Linked DNA regions of Homo sapiens: region 1 is linked to region 2. The links are chromatin contacts, found by Hi-C or POLR2A ChIA-PET in ENCODE. All regions are on one chromosome and are shown on one strand. The core of a region is the stretch at or near the end of the contact, and the rest is flanking DNA. Distances in the headings are between cores, read along the strand shown. Region 1 overlaps CD44 (CD44 molecule (IN blood group)). Region 2 overlaps CD44 (CD44 molecule (IN blood group)).

Region 1 (7,102 bases), core at 640-3,139, 41 kb after region 2:
TTATGTTTTAACTTGATTTACATTCATACTATTGATAGTGTAATATTCAGTGATTTTCACCAACGATAATTTACTCAACAATTCCTTTGTTTTTAGTCCAAGGAAGCATATCTGGAAGAGTTTTCTGGTGAAATTAAATCAGCTTAAGAGCTCTATAATCCAGCCTGTTGGGGAATGTTCTCAATACTTACTTGGTGTGTGGGGGTAATTCATTACTTAGGGTTGCAAGAGTGGAAGTATGTAAACATTGCGTTCCATTCCTTTGGAGTTTGCCCCTCGCGCTTCAGCTCCACTGGAAAGTGTTTACATCTCTCTTGTCTCCTGTTTCCCTCTTTGCTTTTCTTCTATGGTTTGTTTTGAAATGGGCTCCCAGATGGGCCATGTTCCTCCTGTGGAGGATTAATCAAACTCAAATAGGGCATCTGCCTCTGGAGCGGTTTTCCTAGTATGGTGTGGATGTTCTCTTTTCCTGGCTATAGCTCCTGAGGGGTGAAACTTGGGCCTCCAAAGAGTGTGGCAGAAATGCGCTGGCTTGTGAATACTCAAGACAGGGCCCTTCTCTATTCCTTGTCACCCAGAAGCCAGGGAAACCCCCACAGTACTGTGATTTCATTTAAGGTCACTTGCGCAATAGTGTTTTAAATTTCTGTCAGTCTCTGGCTGAGGGCATGATACAAATAGGCTTGGGGTTCCCATCACTCCCTGCACATTCTTTGAAGCTTTTTAAAAAGCAGAGTTTTCAAGCTGCCCATACTTTCTTGGGTTATTGGCCCTCTTGAGTTTGCATCGGCTTATTGTTGGTAGTCCCGTGGGCAACCCTTCTTGAGAGAGGCTTCTGCAAACCAAGCGGGCCGTGCTGCTAGCTACTCACTGCTTCTTGGGTTCCCTGTCTTTTTAAAGTAACCATGTCGAAGGTGCTTATCATTATGGTAGGCAATTTTGTCGGATGTTAGCGAACACAATAATTAGTGGTCTCAGCAGGAAGGAGAATAGGTCTACCCTAAAGTACCACTTCCCACCAAAGAAGAAAATCCTGATAAAACATAACTTGGGACTATATGTAGTTAACATTCAAACCACTAATAGCCTATATAAAATAGTATTTCATGTGTGTTTTAAAAACACACATTTCATTAACCCCTATAGAATATCTCTTAAGAACTGTATCTTCCCTTCCTAAGTTAGTCAGCAAACGTATTTTGAGAACCTACTACGTACCAGGCCTATTAGAATGCTTGGGATCGAAGGATAAACATAGTTAGGAAGTAATATTGAAGAGAGGCAAGGATTACTGAGATATTTATTCATTCAATCAATATCTGAGGTCTTCTGTATGCCAGACACTGCTCTAGGATGCTAGGAATTCAGAGTTGGACTTACCTTCATGGAGACTACATATTATTGGTTTAGAAATCAGGGAAAAGGAGTGTTTATGAGATTTAACTAAAACATAGTTCAGGATTTGAGCTGAGAAATGAATTGTGCCTTTCTCCTCCCAGATAAATTAGTTAAGTTTCCTTCAGCAGCTAAAAAAGAAAGAGACTAATGAGTCTACCAAATGAGTCCAGGGCTAACCTGAGAGTCACTGAAGTACTATAGGACCCAATGGGACCAGTAGCAGCTCCAAGTGGATCACTTCATGCAAAGAAACATACCAAGGCAAACAACCTGGTGGAAACTTGAACGTAGCATAATGGCATGCCAGGAAAAGTCAGCACTGTTAGGTTCCTGAGTAGAATCGTATTTCTAAAGTCCAGTGAGGAGATTTGCAAAACCTTATCACTGTTGGACTGAGAGCTGGGACAGAGTGACAGGGAGTGATTGCAAAGCCTCCCTCATGCATTGCAGGAGGGCAGGGGTCAAGAGGAGTGCTGGCTGAGAGCACAGAAGAAGCGGTCTTTGGCTCGGCTGGCTCATTCCTTCCTGAAGGGCCTGTAGTGGGTGGCAATAGGGACAGCTAGTAAGAATAACCATCTGGGTAGCTTTAGGCTTCCAGCAGGCTGTTTATCTTGAGTGTCATCAGCCTCTTCCTATTGGTGACCTGGAACTCTCTGGGATCAAGAAACCTAAACTAATTCAGGAAGCAGACTCCTGCCTTGGAACACTGTATTTCCTTGTCTTCTGGGTGTCAAAGGAATTCTTTCTTTTTTTTTTTTTTTTTTTTCAGATCTGGTATGGCCTATTTGGGTGGGGAAAATTAGAAATTCTGCTGGCTAGGCAGTAGCTTTTTCCATTTTTCCCCCTCATACCACTCCTTTCAGGAAGACAAAAATAACGCCTATTTCTATCTTGTTCTTGTAGGTTTGTTTCCTCTGGTACTATTTTTTCCTGTTGTACTATTGGGTGAGGGTGGTGGGAATTATGCATCTTTAATAAAGTTTCTGAGGTGAGAATGTGGTGTCTGTGGATTTTCCCGGGGATGCTCAGGTTTGTCTGGAGGCTTCATGGGTAAAATTGGCTCCTATTTCTCTACTCTCTGTTCTGAACTAATGTGTCCTTTGCAGCAGGGGTGTCCAGTCTTTTGGCTTCCCTGGGCCACATTGGAAGAAGAATTGTCCTGGGCCACACATAAAATACACTAACACTAGCCATAGCTGATGGGATAACAACAACAAAAAAAGCTTATAATGTTTTAAGAAAGTTTATGAATTTTTGTTGGGCCACATTCAAAGCCATCCTGCATCACAGGTGGCCCACAGGCTACGGGTTGGACAAGCTTGATTTAGAGGACAGAACATACTGTGCCAGCTGTTGGCATTTTATATAGATAGAGTCAAAGTTTTTAACCTAGGGTTCATGGACCTTCAGTAGGTTCAATGGTAGACCATAAGGCATTCTAGAACTATCTGAAATAATATGCAAAATTTTGAGTGTGTATATGTAGCATCACTTTTTTGAGGAAGGAGGACATAACGTAGATTTTCAAAGGGATATATAATTTAAAGTGGCTTTTTAAAATCTCAGCTGGCTTAAATTAGATATTTATCCTGATGGTTTTTGCCATTCCATTTCAATAAGAAAACATGCTGGACTCAAGTCAAACTTGAGAGTCGAATGAGAGATTTTAAATTGCAAAATGTTACTGATGATATTTTCTCTAATTTGAGAAAAGTCTGGAATTTCTCTAACTTTGGCAACTCTAGTTTTTGGTAGAAACACATATTGAATTAGAATAAAAAGTGACAGAAATGATAGATGGATACCTGAGGAAGTTTTATCTGATTTCGACACTTTGAACACATTTTCTTTGCAAAGTTCCTGCTCAAGTATGAAGTTTGACCTGAGGCTGATGCGTGTGGGCGGAGCTTTGAAATGCCAGTTGTCATCACAAACTACCTGGGTACAATGCTAGACAGATGTGAAAAATACACACTAGCAACCCAAAGATAATCCAAAGATAAATGCATGAAAGCAGTCGTTTGAAATGCTGCTTCGAAAACCTCCAGCTCATGGCTCAGTCGCCCAATCAAGTAAATAGAAAATCTCTTTCCTTCACAGGTTATTAAATTGCTGCTTGATTTTGCTTTGATCATGAATTCAGGGGATTCAGTTTGAAGAATGAGTAGCATGAAATTTATACCCATGAGGAATTTGCATTTCTGATGTTGTCCTAAGATTGTGGGAGACATTAGGAGTCTGGAAAGATAAAACCAGGCCTAGATTTTCTTTTCTAATTATCATTCAATAATAGATACAGACATCATATATAGGCAGAACTGAAAGTAAAGATTTGTAGAGGGAATATCACTAAGTGATACTTTCATAATTGATCCAGTTACTTCAACTGTGCACTCAAACAGCCACGCAACAGCTCAGGAGCAAAATAACTAGATATGGTCCTGGTTTGGTAATTCACAGCCTAAGACTCAGGATCTCACAACAACAGCAACGACAGGTAAACTGCTTTGTCTTTTGCTTATCAGCTCTCCTGGATGTCAGACCTTTTAGTGTTAGGGGAGAGGACGTCCATTATCACGTCAAATCTCCTTCATCATTCTTAGTGAGAATAGGGTCTTGTACCACTTCATATATCAGAAAGGCCTGTGGATCTGGGGATATGATTGATATTCTTAAATGTCCTGTATGTTTTCCTTTTGGCAATGTGTATATAGAATCAGAATGATTTTTCCATCAGAGGAAGGAAAAACTATGAATCAATAGTTTTGAATGAATGAATGAAATTATGAAAAACTACAAATGAATGAATTGACTGTGTGATTCAATGAGAAAATGTCCTTTAGAAAGAAGTCTGCCGGAAAGTGCAGGCTTCTCCTTTCTGCTGATCTGATTCTCACAGCCAGTAATAAGAGAAGGAAATGCAGATTTCTCTCATCAAAGTGTAGGCCCTGAACCCTTCTTTGGACACTTAAAATCTCAACTGTAAAGTGTAGGAAATGACCTGTTGCTCCATATCAGAATCTAGGCCTCTAACCAGCTCCCTGGGTGTGTGGCTCTTAGCTCTATATCCCTGCAAAGTGTATTGTTACAGGAGCTTTGGGGAAAAACGATTCAAGGCCTGTAAATATGGGAGATTACAAGGACACCCTCATTTATTAACTTTCATTGATGGAGTTAATGGCCATATTTCAAAATAACTAGGCATTCTTTCTGCAGAGGGGGATAATAAACATGGAAAAATTATTCTTTACATTTGTTTGCCTTATATGACATTGGATAAATTATATTCTTTACTTCTATAAATAATCGTGAGGAAAATAGTGCTCATGTTATGTTATGGTTGCCATATCACAATGTCTAAGATCATGCAGGGGTGGGGAGGGGGGATACAGAGATTGCAGAATAAAGACAATGCTATTTTTAAATGTTGACAATGTTTATCTTCATAGGACAAAGAATGTGAAGGAAAAGGTCTTTTTGGCAGTGTTTCATCTTCTTGGTTCATTTTTGGGCTTTCTTGATAGCTGAAAAAAAAATCTAACTCACCTTACTATTTTGTTTGGGGATGATGGTTTCAGCCTCTCTGCTTGAACTTGTTCTCAGTTTTTTGTCTACTGTTAGCTCATATTCTTCCAATGCACATTTTTGGGCATTATTGGTTATAGAAATGGCAGTCTTTGGAGATTTTTAAATCAAGACTCTTGCTTCTGGTCTTATTAGCAAGATCATTGGGGTCACTTCATCTCTGTCTGTCTTTCCTGATTGATTATCCTATTTTCAAAGAATGAGACTCAAAATGTCCTGTTCTGCTTTGCAAAATATAGTTTCACATAAGAAATTACCTTGGGCAAGGTTGTGAGAGGATTTGGAATCTAAATGGAGAAAAGTGTAGAGGCATATTTTTCAATCTTCTACTTCTATGTCATTTTCCCTGTGTGTTGGATTGCTAAGATTATGTATCTATTGCTGGCAGAAATATCATATCCTAAATTCTTGGAGAATGATATTGGTTGCCCAAGATTGTATAGAAGATTAAGGAGCTAGGACTCTGAAGAGCTGGGTTTTAGAATCATAAACTCTCAGGTTTGGAAAGGATGTTAAATGGTCTGGTTCAATCAACACTTCTAATAATTTAATCTCTTACACAACTTTCTTGCCAAGTGATCTTCCTGACTATGGGAAACATAATACTTTATGAAGAAGTTCATTGTTGGATAGTTCAGATTATTGGTTTTTTAAATCCAACATTTGGAAGAACATTCCTCTTCCTGAAATTTTCACCACAGATCCTAATTTGGCCTCATGGATCCAGAGGCAAAAAAGTTTAATCCCTCTTTTACATTATATAGACTTTCAAAATTCAAAGACGGCTGTCATGCGTTCCTGGAGCCCTCACTCTTGCTAATTAGGCTTCTGACTTCAGACAGGTCAGAAGCTCTGTCCAGCAAAATTTTTAAATCTTTAATATAAGGAGCATGAACCAGATGACATTTAAGATCCTTCCCTCTCTGACATTCTATAAACTTCAGTTTGAGTCTCTGAAAAAAATGGAACTTTTTTGCTTTTTCCCTTTCTTTTCACCATCTATATCAAATATAGATGATTCTCTTGAGTAGTAAAAGAGTACAAGCATATTCAATGCTATTTCTTAGGAACCGTTAATTAATCTTTCAACAATCAATTCAATCATGATTACAACAGCTTTGATGAGCACTAGTGCTACAGCAACTGAGACAGCAACCAAGAGGCAAGAAACCTGGGATTGGTTTTCATGGTTGTTTCTACCATCAGAGTCAAAGAATCATCTTCACACAACAACACAAATGGCTGGTAATGAGTTATTATTATCTCATAGCGTATGTTTTCTTGACAGCCTTGAATAATTTTGATTGACCTCTGGGATGTTATTAAAGCCTAACGTTCCTTCTATTCTCACAAATTTTCGTTATGACTTCAGAAGGATCATTAACTCTGGTATCTGTTTGTTTGCTTGTATGGCACCAATAAGCAGATTTCTTCTTTCTAATCTATGGATTAGTATAGACCAGGAGAAGGCTAATACAGAGACTATGAAACGGGAATAAGTTTTTTTAACGATATGGCAAAATTGTGACTCTGAAAGATCATTCATGTATATTCTAAAATTACCACAGTCATAAAAAGTCTTGGACTTTCATGAGGAAATAGCATAGCTAGATATGAAAAAATATAGAAAATCTTCATCAATGGAACTATTCTTGGGGTAGACACTAATCATATGAAAAGACAAATGCTCATTCCCTAAGATAGCCTGAATCTCATTTAAAATGTAGAAAACCCCTTTTTAGTAAAGAGACATCTTCTACAGTAACCACTGAGAAGAAGTGGAAGTTTTTCATCTCCTTTTTTTATTCAAAAAGAAAAAGAATTTCTCAATTTCTGAACCACAGTTCACTTTAGTTAACCCCTTTGATTGCCTAATAATGCCAAAAATGATTTCTCTGTTAATTGGCTTCACATTTTTGCTCTATGCTGAAGTAGTATTGGGAACTGCAGTGTAGCTTCCATCTCTGTTTGGAGGTACACTGATCTGATCTGATACTAGAGAAGATAAAAAATGAATTAGCAAATTGTGAACACAATGAAATGACTGACGTAGGTGTAGATTCCAACATTTTTCTGAAGGTGTCTTGACCAAAAAAAAAAAAAAAAAAGGCACGTGTGA
Region 2 (6,903 bases), core at 1,260-3,759:
TAGGTTCTGTCTAATTCTTTTTCTTCATTTTTTTTCTTTCTGGTCTATACAAATCTTCTTTCATTTTTCTCTATTGCTACTTGTAGCGATCCTCAACCCGCCTCCTCCCTTGAAATTTCTGTTCTCTGCACTCTCTTCAGTCTAAAGAGATCTTTCTTGAGGTTTGAAATGTTACACAAGGCAGGGGAAGTTTAGAGCTAATTGTATTTTGTCCAGTAGAACGGGGATCTGGATTTCCTATAGGTCTGGCTGCCTCTTTGTCTACACCTTTACTTCCAAATCTGGCCTCATGTATAAAAAGACCCCAAACCTTAAAATCATGTTCTCAACAATACTCAGAGAAAAATTGTTGGCTTTTTGGTCACCATGCTAGAGGAATAAAAGGGCAGTTGTTTCTTTCGGTCAATGGTTTGAAAACCTCCCAGACTAAAAATCACCTCCATATAATCAGATGCTTGGTGTGGTGTAATGAAGATGAGGAGGTCTGGCTTTGATAAGAGTCATTTAGAAGGTATAAAGGCAGTGGAACAAGACGGGAGGACCCATACACCAGTTGATTCCCCTCTTGCCACTTAACAGCAGCGTGAGCTTGGGCAGTTGCACTTGTTAAATGTCTGGAACAATACTTAGCACGTAATTTCTAAAGCTTAATGTTTAGTTCACAGAAGGTATCCCAAGAATAGAAATGATTATTATATTTTAGCTTCTCTCTATTACTGATTCACTATGTGCTGCTAGGCAAAGTATTTCACCCCCATTTACTTCTATTTTTCCATGTGTAAAATGCGAGGGTTGGATTCTAGTTGATCTGTCAAGTCCTTTCCAGGCCTCATGTTCTATAAATTCACCACTCTGTGGGCTTACTAACACCTGAGCCTCATAAAACCTAATGGAAAGAATAACACAAAACCACCATAAGGCAGTGTCAAAAAAAATTGATGCCTGATTTGTATTAAATGTCAAAAGTGAATTATTAATCCATGCCAGAAATAAACATATGGACCCAATTACACTCTAACTCCAATGGGCAAGAGTGTTGTAGGGACAAAGTGCTTTGCCCGTAGTACTTCATAGAATCCTCTAGACCATGTGGAAGGTGAGCAGATGAAGCAGCTCTGGCCAGAGAAGTTAGGAACATGTCCCAGTCACACAACTGAAACTGCAGGAAGTCAGTCCTGGGATTAACTGCAGGATCTGAACACTGTACTCTTTATATTGTACTTTAAAAACATTGCTTCACATGGCCAGAAAAGCCAACCTCTGAAGAAGAGAAAAATTGTTCCCTTCACTCTCAGAGCTTCATGAGCACCTTGGACTTGCCAGCTTTCCTCAAGCAACCCCTGTAACTTGTTGGCACAAAATTAACCACAATATTCAGACAAAGCAGTACTTACAGGGTGAGTGCTAGTATCCTATGCAACTAGGGTAGCCTGAGAATCTAGGGGAAAAAAAGCTAGACCAAACAAAAGATTATATATAATCTTTCCCCAAATCAAGGCACTGAGCAAGGCAGGCCTGAGAGATGGTGAATTTCTGCTTCTACTGAGAGTCCTCCAGACCCCCAGTAAAAATTTCTTTTCATCATAAAACCAGAGAAACTCTTGCTCAGGAAAAAGAAAGAAAAATGGAAATCATAAAGATTGCACGACTTAGGATTTTGTCAAAATGTGTCAGAGGCTATAATATAAGGCTAGTTTTTGGCATTCTGTCAGTCACTGAATGTCCTTCGTCAGATCACAGCTCCTTTTGGTTGTGCTGACTTTATACCCATCTGGAATCCACTGACCATTAGCTGAAATAAAATCCCAGATGTGCTCAGATCTCACATCCTGTGCAATGCCCTCAGTTATTGCTGATACGGTTCAGTCATCTGTCTCTCCAGCTAATCATACAGACACAGTATTCTAGGAGAAGTGAGAACCCACTCATAGCCAGGAGAGCTTCTCCCTCTCAGTCACAGGGTGACTGTGGGCAAGGTCCTTCCCCTGTTGGTTGCCTCTGTCTCCCCAGTTATAAGATGGTGACAAACTGACCAACTTAAAATTTCCTTAAAATGTATTGGCACTGTGGACAGAAATGAGGAAAGTGGAAGACCTAGTTTCTGTCCTCAGGGAGCTTACCATTTGGTGGAAATAAAGTTAAACAGGTGAAAGAATTATGCAAGAGAGCATAACCAAGTGTCAGAAGACAGGAAAAACAGACATCTCGATTGCATGTGAAGGCTTCAAGGAATTTGAGGATGAGTTGAATGTGGAAAAGAAGATAGACAGAGAGAGGGGAGAGGAGAGAAACCCAGGGAAAGGCAAAACATGAGCCAGGTGTTTAAAGTGGGGGAATAAGAATGGCTTGATTGGGGCCAGGGGAGGGGTCTGTCTGCTTGGATAAGAGAATTCATGAAAAGAACAGTGAGAGATGAGGTCGGACAGATTCCAGGCAATCAAGTAACAGTGGCACTGTCCACTGGCAGAAGATCCAATTTTTCTGCCCCAGAAACTCAGAAGTTCTCATGAATCACCCTCTCAGACAGTGCTAGACAGAGTTCAGAAGCAGGCCAGCTCCAACAGTGAGAAAGAACTTTGGCAACTTTGCCTGGGTTAGAGAGTGGCAATTTAAGTGAATCCCAAACAAGACCTACTGTGGCAATAGCAAATAGATTTTAGCTCAAGGAACATTTCCCATTGACTCCTAGAGGCTTCCCAAAATGCTGTACTAAGAAGTCAAACCTTGGCTCAGGTATGGAGAGTGCTGTGATCCATTAGTGATGTCTGCTATGGGCACAATATGAAGGATTTGACCCCCATGCATCACATGGACATCACCGTAGTGGAGCAGCAGGCTTTCTTTGTTAATGTTTCTGAGAGTTGTGTGTATAGTCCTCTGGGAGTTTAGCCATTCTAGAATCTGTCCAGCTAGCCATACTATAGACTCTATCTCCTTCTAGAACAGTAAAAAAGCAGTCTCTTGCCCAGAGGGCAGAGGTTAGTCACTTGAGCCTTTTGTTAGGATTCACTCCCATTCTGTCTTCCCATTTACCCACATGAAGTTAGATGCTGGGAGCCAGATATTTCCTGTGTTTGAACAAGGGCCAGACTTCCTGGCAAAGGGTCCCTTCTTCCCATCAGTTTCTTCAACTGCAAACTGAGAAGACAAAAGTGATGCCTCACCCGTGGTGGCGACAGGAGGAATAACTAGCTAATGCGAGGAAAGCTTTTGAAGATGAAAGGGTGGTATGTGCATGTTAATTACAACTTTTATCAGCCCTGGAGCCTCTGCATTCTCAGCTGCCACTGGAAGCTCTTCTGTGCCTCCCAAATGCAAACAGCAGCCACATTCCATGAGCTGGCCTCACTAAGTCCTGCTTAGAGCATCCAAGTCAAGAAGGTTGGATTTTGAGCTCAGGCTGGCCAGCTGGCTCACTCTGGGCCACTCAAGTTTCCCACTACTCATCCCCAAGGGAAAAAGTAGGCTAGCTACCTGGGCAGGTAAGATAAGATAGAACCAAGGTATAAACAAAAGGCTCCATCAAAAGTCTACCAGAAATAGCCCCTGGGTAAGATTAGGACACTCTGCTCTAATTCCCACCCTGTGAAAGCCTAATTGTTTGACCTTGGGCTATTGGCTTTATCTGTCTAATGGTTCAATATACTGTGTGAACCATTTGGGGATAATAATCCCTCTGCCTCCCCTAGACCTCTCCACCTTTGCCTGCTGGTGTGAAAGTGTTTTGTGCTAGTAGGCAGAAACACGTGATATAAAACTACAAGGTCCTATTATTACCTAGGATAACTTTCGCCTCTATCTATGTCTCCTGTTGCTGGTTGACCCCAATCATTGAAACTGTATTCTTTGGAATGCTCAGCAGTCTCCTCCAAGCTGCCATTCCCTCCTTATCTAGGTGGGCCCAGTATTGGCTCAGGCTTCTTGGTTGTGCCACTTCCTAAGGCTTGCAAATGCATTCAGCCTGCCCTTGCTCTCAGTGCCAGCTCTCAGTGCCCTTGCTGGGATAACTCAATAAAGGGCTAGAGGTGGGAATGGGATAATCATCAGATGCTTTGCTAGTGCTGACGGGACAGCTTAGAAGGTATAAACTGAGCTGGGCCCATGCAGCAACACCAAAATATGTGTTCAAAGAGGGAGAAGAGGAGAAAAAGAGAAAGGAAGTTATCGTGGTCTGATAACAGGGCATGTCAGAATGGGAAAGGGTGTTAGGAATTATGTAGCCAACTTGTTTGATTGGAAAGATAAGGAAGCCTCAAGGGCTGCAAGTGACTTTCCCAAGGTCACAAAACTAATTGGTGGCAAAACCGTGGTCTTCTGACTTGTCCGGTTTCCTTTCATTTTATCCTTTGAGACGATAAAGGAGAGGACACTAACTAAACAAGAAGACAATGATCTGATCAGGACAAGAAGACTTGGAGTACAAAATGAGAAGAAGATAATAGGGTAATGGATTTTTTAGTGGCACAGTGGGAAATGGCGTAGGTGTTTACACTGCACTGGAGCCCTCACTGTGCTTGGAACTGGTTCCCTGTGCACAGTCTTGCACACCCATATTTGGTATTTTTTTATCCTTTTTGACTTAATGAGCATTTGGAAACCATAAGGCCCACAGCAACCTGACCTTTGACTTGCCCAGACTCTCTGAGCAATTTTGTGAGTTGAGTCAACAATCAATGGTTTTCAAATTATTCAATTGTTCACTCAACGCATACTAGTTGAACACCAATATCTGTGCTCTGCTAGGCACTGGGGATACCACTGTAGACAAGAGAGGCATAGTCTCCTCTCTCCTGGAACTTACAGTCTATCTGGAAGACAGACAGTAAACAACTAATGATGCCTTTGTTTAATTACACTTGTGGTAAGTGCTATGAAGGAGAAGCACTGGATCTTGTGAGAGCATAATAGGGAGATCTCATCTGATTTAAAGCACCAGGGAAAGCCTCCCAGGACCTGTTGGATGAATAGCAGTAACCATGTCTCCAGGATCCCCACAATTCCTTGAGGACCCTTGTTGTCAGACTTCTCAGAGCTGTACCAGCCCTCTCACTGTCTCACCATTGGGTCTTCTGAGTAAGAAAGCAAGAAAAAAAATTTTACTCCTCAAAATTCTGAAAGCAAGTGGTTTATCATGTCTGCCCTGTAATAGTGGTGGGAAGAAAATCATGAGAACCTCTAAGCTGACTCAGGATTTTAGAAGCACACATTTGGGGAGAAGGGAAACAAAAATTCTGGAGAAGCAAAAAGTGTCATATGGTATAGAAGTTATTTTAAGCTACTGGGGAAAATTCATAATTTACTTAGGGATCTTGAGTGTCAAGCATTGGTTTAGAGACAAATCTTATCCATTTCGTTGAAAGTTCCTTGATCTTGTGGCTGAAGCTTGGGCCTAGGGTTTTATTAGTGTACATTTAGGGGATGGTTTACAGGGTGTCTTTCAAGGTCATACAGGTGCCTCTTTTGGGGTCAGGCAGGAGGAATAGGACAAACTCTGGGATACGAATGTACAACCATTTGGCTCCTAGGGCCTCAGTCCTTTAGCTCCTTGCTTCTGGTGACTTCTTGGAGACAAGAGTAGACTTTTTCAGAACAGCGAGATAGTTGTGCTGACAAAACAAAAACAAAAACATCATTTAAGATGCCTTCAGATGCAAGTACATGTCATAATAGAAATATTTAAAAATTAGTAGAGTATAGGCACTAGCTAATTCAAATGCTTGGTTGTAAACAACTATGTCTTGTAAATGAGAATAAAGTTTATTCTCTCAATGACGATGATAACATCTTTCTCACTCACTTTTACTCAAATTGGCTTTATTGGGCAGGAGAGACAGAGATGGAGTTATAGGTATCATGATTGAACTTAAGCTACAACCCATCTATGCATCAAACCATCATGTGTCTCGTGTGATTGTTATCTGTTGTGTATATTTTGGTATATCCCTATCTGTACATACCAGCTGAATATTTCTGTAAGTAACAGAACAATCAGCTCTCATAAAATATTACCTCCCAGGGCAAGAAGTCTGGGATGATTCCAGGAAGTCAATGATATTATCAAGACTCAGGTTTATTTTTCCAACTTTCAATTCTGCCACTCCCAGTGTCTTCCTGCAATTTAGCACCCCTCATGTTCCTAAACTAAATCCCACAGTTCCAGGCATCCTAGGAAAAAAAAAATCAATATTTAGCAGCAGAAGAAAGAGTGTATATTCACAAACATCTCTTCTAAAATTGGAGGAGCGGCTTTTTGGGAAGTCCTTAATTGACCTCTCCTTATTTCTCATTGGATGAATGGGGTCACATGCCCACACCTAACCAATCACTGGCAAGAAGAGCTTGGACCACAGTGCTTGACTTAGACCAATCATGATCCACCCACTGGAGCTGGGATTTGAGGTCTCACCTGTCCTGAAGCACAAATTCAGGGTTTCTGAATAAAATTGCACTTCAGGTAGAATAGAATAACTTTTTTTGCATTGGTAACAATGTGGGCTACAATGAGTAAGGGAGTCCATTTACCTGCTAGAGTTGTGGTTTGAGACTATTTGGGCTAAGGAAAGAAGGCAAAGCTAAGTTTTTGTGCCTCTGTGCCACACCCTCAACCTTTTTCTGAAAAGACATGCCTCATGGGTAGAGCTCACATGGGGGACACACTGCAGTTTGAGGTTTAGATGGTCTGTGGCTTATACTCAATGATAATACCTAAAACTTTATCCTTTCCTGTCTTCTACAAAAGAGAATTATATCAGGGAATAATCTTAAATCTGTTATAATTTACAAGAAATAGCCAGTCTTCTGCACACTTGAGTACTTTATTATTAGAAACTCATTACTTGCAACCCATCTCAGCACTGTTGGAGCTACACCATGCATGAGGACCGCTGCTCTAGAGTCATCCAT

The links. A loop is a pair of places that touch in the nucleus more often than their neighbours do. ChIA-PET counts read pairs that join two places held with the same protein, here RNA polymerase II (POLR2A). Pooled maps may share reads with other maps.
Region 1: a loop to region 2 is called in a map of Caco-2, with 2.0 times the contacts of the local background. The contact joins two enhancer-like sites. A Hi-C loop is called at or near these places in 5 of 168 maps with a recorded cell type or tissue (Caco-2, IMR-90, aorta and 2 more), 13 of 37 single-sample maps with no recorded cell type and 9 of 50 pooled maps. POLR2A ChIA-PET finds 5 or more read pairs at or near these places in 21 of 52 experiments (AG04450, CD4-positive, alpha-beta T cell, CD4-positive, alpha-beta memory T cell and 15 more).

The regions. Positions count from the first base shown.
Region 1 is chr11:35,190,647-35,197,748 of GRCh38, forward strand. CD44 (CD44 molecule (IN blood group)) reads left to right here. Exons shown (of 18, transcript NM_000610.4): 6 at 6,100-6,228. Among named protein-coding and RNA genes, the nearest start is that of CD44-AS1, 21 kb to the right of the region's middle. Within about 2 kb of position 1,890, at least 13 of the 41 ENCODE cell types and tissues checked have a DNase peak (open chromatin) inside an H3K27ac peak, as active enhancers do.
Region 2 is chr11:35,148,847-35,155,749 of GRCh38, forward strand. All of the region lies in intron 1 of CD44 (CD44 molecule (IN blood group)), which reads left to right. Among named protein-coding and RNA genes, the nearest start is that of SNORD164, 11 kb to the right of the region's middle. RefSeq lists a silencer at 2,665-2,895 and an enhancer at 2,916-3,708. Within about 2 kb of position 2,510, at least 3 of the 41 ENCODE cell types and tissues checked have a DNase peak (open chromatin) inside an H3K27ac peak, as active enhancers do.